Linked DNA regions of Homo sapiens: region 1 is linked to region 2. A link is an interaction called in ENCODE POLR2A ChIA-PET data of the cell type or tissue named here. Cell type or tissue: HepG2. All regions are shown on one strand. Each heading gives the region's core, and the rest is flanking DNA. Links, peaks and the distances in the headings are about the cores only.

Region 1 (2,913 bases), core at 229-2,728, 490 kb before region 2:
TCCTGTCTCTCTTACAACACTCATGAGAAATATCGTTTACAGACACCACTGTGTACCCATGGGTGTCTCATCCAACTGTTATTAAATGCCCTGGGGCCTTGGCTGCATCTCCTTTCTTGGTACTCCCACCCCAGACAGAATATCATAACATCCATGAGTGGCAATGACATTATTATTCCTGCTCTAATTTATTTTTTAAAATAATTTGCATGCATCAGTATACAACCCAATCTCGCTTACTTGCTTGCTTTTCTTTTCTTTTTCTTTTTTCTTTTTTTGAGTCATTCTTGCTCTGTCGCCCAGGCTAGAGTACAGTGGTGCCATCTGGCTCACTGCAGCCTCCTCTGCCCGGGTTCAAGCAATTCTCGTGCCTTGGCCACCAAAGTAGCTGGGACTACACATATGCACCACAACTCCTGCCTAACTTTTGTATTTTTTCTAGTAGAGATGTGGTTTCGCCATGTTGGTCAGGCTGGTCTTGAACTCCTGACCTGAAGTGATCTGCCCGGCTTGGCCTCCCAAAGTGCTGGGATTACAGGCCTGAGCTACCCTGCCCTGCCTCTAAACTTTTATTATAATCCAAACAGAATTGCATTCAACAATTGCTCAAGGCCGGGTGTGGTGGCTCACACCTGTAATTCCAACACTCTGGGAGCCTGAGGTGGAAGGATTGCCTGAGGCCAGGAGTTCAAGACTAGCCTGGACAAAATAGAGAGACTCCATGTGTCCCAAAAAAAAAAAAAAAAAAAAAATAGGCCTATAATCTCAGCACTTTGGGATGCCAAGGTGGGTGGATCACCTGAGGTCAGGAGTTCAAGACCAGCCTGGCCAACATGGCGAAATCCCGTCACTACTAAAATTACAAAAGTAGCTGGGTATGGTGGTGCATGCCTGTAGTCCCAGCTACTGGGGAGGCTGAGGCAGGAGAATCACTTGAACCCAGAAGGGGGAGGTTTCAGGGAGCCAAGGTCATGCCACTGCACTCCAGCCTGGGTGACAAAGCAAGGCTCCCTCCGTCTCAAAAAAAAAAAAAAAAAAAAAAAAGCCAGGCGTGATGGTACATGCTATAGTCCCAGCTACTCAGGAGGCTTAGGCAAAAGGATGGCATAAGCTGAGGAGTCTGAGGCTGCAGTGAGCTGTGATAATGCCACTGCACTCCAGCCTGGGTGACAGAGCAAGACCCTGACTCTAAAAAAGAAAGAAAAAAAAAATTGCTCAAATGCTTCATCATTGAAAAAAGCATTTCATATGTTGGGACTGCCTTTCATAAGTCATAATTAAGCCAGAACTGAATTCTCCATCAAGACTGTTGGCAGTTAATGGCATTTTAAATTTTCTTCTTTTGGTATATTGGCATTTTCTAATTTTCTATCATGAACACTTGTTACCATTTCAAGTAGAGAATAACTGCATACTAGGCAATGTGCTAAGAATTTTACATGCATTATCTTACTAACTGCTCCCAACCATCTTTGTTTTTTTTGTTTTGTTTTGTTTTTGTTGTTGTTTTTTTTTTTTTTTTTGAGATGGAGTCTTGTTTTGTCGCCCAGGCTGGAGTGCAGTGTCACAATCTCAGCTCACTGCAACCTCTGCCTCCAGGGTTCAAGTGATTCTCCTGCCTCAGTCTCCCGAGTAGCTGGGATTACAGGCCCCAGCCACCACACCTGGCTAATTTTTGTATCTTTAGTAGAGACGGGATTTCACCATGTTGGCCAGGCTGGTCTCAAACTCCTGACCTCAAGTGATCCACCCGCCTCGGCCTCCCAAAGTGCTGGGATTACAGGCGTGAGCCACCACGCCTGGCCCATCTTTGAAATACTATTGTTAGTACATTTTACAGCAAAGGAAACAAAAGCCATAAAGGTTAAATAACGTACCTAGTTCAGCTTGGCTGTGCGGCTTTATACAAACCACTAATTCTCTTAGGCCCTTAGTTTTATGGCCTATAAAACTGAGATAGTATCTCCCTCATTAAATGTAAGGATTAAAAAAGAATGCCAACTGTGAAGGAGTTCTTATGTGAGATACCTGGCCTACGGAAAACAATACTCTTCCTTTATGTTCTCTGCAGATGTCGAGTACTACTATTAAAACAGACTCCTTAGCAATACAGTTCGGAAGATAGCTCAAATGCTTGGTACACGTATCTCCTCTCAACTTCAAGTTCACTGTCCTCAGCCTGGGGACTTGAAATTGGCCATCATGGGAATCAGAAGCCAGCAGAAAACACCATTCATCAGGGCTATCCTCCTTGGAGAGCCGGTTGTTCGATATTTACCTGCATGTACAATTCCTAAATTGAAAGATGATTGATGAACTTACTAATGTGGCTCTAATTCAGGCTTCATTTATTTATTTAGGTAGAATGCTTCAGAACTGGGCTCTGCATGTCATGAGGGCTATCTTCCCAACTGTAACATGAAGGAATTCCAAGAATGGCAAAAAAAAAAAAAAAAAAAGTCTCCCAAAGATTTTTCCCATTTCAGCTGTTTCAATCTGATTAGGGAAACACAATACACTATACATAACATCTTTGAGTGTTGATGTGAGTTTTTTTTTCTTTTTTTTTTTTGGATCTCTATGCTGCCTGTTGCTTCCATAAAAGGCCCCGATTAATGATATTTATGAATAGCCCAATTTGGTTTTTTTTTGAGGCAGAGTCTCGCTCTGTCACCCAGGCTGGAGTGCAGTGGCGCGATCTGAGCTCACTGCAACCTTTGCCTCCTGGGTTCAAGCAATTCTCCTGCCTCAGCCTCCCATGTAGCTGGGATTACAGGCAATTGCCACGCCTGGCTAATTTTAGTAGAGATGGGGATTCACCATGTTGGACAGGCTGGTCTCAAACTCCTGACCTTAAGTGATCCGCCAGCCTTGGCCTCCCAAAGTGCTGAGATTACAGGTGTAAGCCACCAC
Region 2 (2,847 bases), core at 1-2,500:
GCTGCAGAAAGAAAGGGGCTAAGGGGGCTCAGGAGCCACTGGTGCCCATGAAAGCCTCCCAACCTCTAGCTCCCCAGCCCTAGCTCCGGAGCACCCACCTCCTTTCCAGGAGCCCGTAGCGTCCAGCCTCGCAGTCGCGCACGTGGAGAGCTGCGTCCCTACAAACTACCCCGGGCCGAGCCGAGGAGCGGGCGCTGGCGAAGTGGGGAGCGGGGGGCGCCCAGTGGCGGCGGCTGCTCAGCTAAGGCTGCGGCAGGTGAGGGCTGGAGCCAGGGCGAGCAGGCGAAGCTGCCTCGGGACCTCCCACGGAGGCTCGGTGCCTGCCCCCAGCCTGGCGCGGCGTGCCCGGTGCACTGCACGGCCCCAGCGGCCCGGCTGAGGGCAGCGCGCAGCGTGGCAGGCGAGGGCACGCCCAGCCCCGGGCCTGCTAGGTCTCGCTCCCGCGGAGAGGAGGCGCAGTCTGCAGATTTTTAAGGGCAAAGGGTGGCCGAAGGGCTGCTCGGCGGAGAGAAGGCGGCGAGAACCCGGGGCGCACGCTCAGTATCTGCAGCTCCTCTTGCGATGTCTCATCCTGACGCTTTAAGGCCGCCTCCAGTTTCCCTGTTCCCCCAGGCCCGCCGGGGACTAGCCCAGATGATTAAAGCCGCGCCACTTCCCCTCCTTTCAGGCATACCCATCACTCACACCCCGGGGTGCGTCCAGGCCCAGGAGACTCCAGCCTCCCGCCTAGAACAGCTGCCTCCCTCAGAAAGAGCCCCGGAGCACTTGTGGTCAGGGAGGTGAAGGCAACGACAAAACGATTCGTCTCTGAGTAAGAGGGTGGTGTCAGTCTCCAGAAGGCTGAGGCTCCCGACCAGGGGAGACTCCAGGAGACCCAAGGGCAGGCTGCATGCGGAAGTCTGGGCCACACCTGGTATGGCTCACCTCAGGATCACCACCGGTCCCGCCAGTCGCCTTCCTGTTGGATTTATTTTCAAAGAGGGCTGGGGCCACCCAGGAAGGGTGGGTGACCTGGGCAGTTTACACAACCTCTCCAAGCCTCCTTTGTTCATTTAATCACATTTGTTGAGTGCTTACTGCTCTACAGGCCTCCCAATGGGCCTGGGCTCAGAGAATACAGTGGTTAATAAAACAGACATGGAAATGACAGTTTCCTCATCTGTGAAATAGGTACAGAGATAGAATGCGTGCTCTTCCACGGAGGGATTTCATGCAATATAGTACAGGCTTTAGCGATTTGCATTAAAAGGCTTGTGAACACTTAAATTTTAATAAAGAAGTTATAAAATTTAGAAGTTGAATCTGTTTTCGCTTAAACATTACCATATTCAGGAATTATTATGGGTTTGAAAGTACATTTAATTTAAAAAGGTTAGTTGAACATTGTTGGCAAATATAGGATATTATAATTGAAATAAAATCATTAAAAACTTGAAACAGAATGTCTTCACTTGGTAGCGTTTGTCAACGATGGGAAGGGTCATCTGGTCCCACTTCCCTACCTCTTAACATCATGAAACCCTGCTTATGGCCCATTAGAACTTAGACTGTGGTCAGTGCGCGCGCGCGCGCGCGCACAAACACACACACACACACACACACACACACACACACACATATATTTTTTTGAGATGGAGTCTTGTTCTGTCCCCAGGCAGGAGTGCAGTGGCACGATCTTGGCTCACTGCTGCACCCTCCGCCTCCCGGGTTCAAGTGATTCTCCTGCCTCAGTCTCCCGAGCAGCTGGGACTACAATTTTTGTATTTTTAGTAGAGACCAGGTTTCATGATGTTGGCCAGGATGGTCTTGATCTCTTGACCTTGTGATCTACCTGCCTCGGCCTCCCAAAGTGTTAAGATTACAGGTGTGATCCACCGTGCCCAGCCTGTGGTCAAGATTTTATGTGTGACCTTGAATTATGGCTCTATCTATTCATACCAATATGGTTTTTCTCTTTTCAATTGAAAATATCTGCATTGTGCTAAAGAATTCGACTGGTTTTAAGCGTTCTTCTTGGCCTAGGTTAATTTTTAAACTTGTAATTTTATGTAGTGACTTGTGTGTATATAAATGTGTATCATATATATACACACCCATACATATACACAATATATATAGATAAGAGCACAAATCGTGAATGTATAGCTGATGAGTTTTCGCAAACTGAACACACCTGTATACAGAGTATATAAAGACACTAGCGTATAAAGAGTGCCCAGTTGAAGAAACAGGACATCACCAGTCCTCGGAAGCCCGTTAGTGACCCCTTTTAGTTATTCCTTTCAGTTATGATCACTGCCGCTGCCTGCCCCTACCCCCGACCCCAGGCCCAGGATAACCATTATCTTATCTTCTAACTCCTCAGAAGGGTTTTGCCTGTCTTTGTACTTTATATAAATGGAATCAGACCATGTGCACTATTTTGTGTCTGGCTTCTTGTGTTCAACATTATGTTTGTGAGTTTTATCCATATTATGTGTCCTAGGCTTTTTTTTTTTTTTTTTTTTTTGAGAAAGGGTCTTGCTCTCCCCCAGGTCAGAGTGCAGTGGCATGATCATGGCTCACTGCAGCCTTGATGTCTCAGGCTCCCAAGCTGGGACTACAGGTGTGAACCACCGTGCCTGGCTAATTTTTAAATTTAGCTGCCTGAGCTGGTCTTGAACTCCTGGGCTCAAGCCATCCTCCCATCTTAGCCTCCTAAATTGTTGGGATTGCAGGTGTGAGTCACCATGGCCGGCTGTCCTAGGCTTTTAATTTAACTTTATGTTTTACTTATTACACGGTTACTGTCGTTTGTGTGACACAGGTCCAACCCATCCCCCAAGGTCCTGGGTTAGAAGTGGGTTA

The links. ChIA-PET counts read pairs that join two places held together with the same protein. Peaks named below come from ENCODE experiments on the same cell type or tissue, not always from the same donor. Only the 100,000 strongest peaks of a DNase experiment are listed, where the experiment ranks them.
Region 1: POLR2A ChIA-PET joins it to region 2 with 5 read pairs; 2 of 35 experiments call an interaction of 5 or more read pairs at or near these places.

Annotation. Positions count from the first base shown.
Region 1 is chr20:5,627,830-5,630,742 of GRCh38, forward strand. No RefSeq gene overlaps it. Among named protein-coding and RNA genes, the nearest start is that of GPCPD1, 18 kb to the left of the region's middle. In HepG2, for the core only: no CTCF peak of the experiment used is centred there; no DNase peak of the experiment used is centred there.
Region 2 is chr20:6,122,676-6,125,522 of GRCh38, forward strand. It overlaps FERMT1 (FERM domain containing kindlin 1), which reads right to left and starts at 355. Exons shown (of 15, transcript NM_017671.5): 1 at 99-355. RefSeq lists a silencer at 241-360. In HepG2, for the core only: a CTCF peak has its summit at 426 (motif pointing right); DNase peaks (open chromatin) are centred at 446 and 976; H3K4me3 peaks cover 1,396 bases.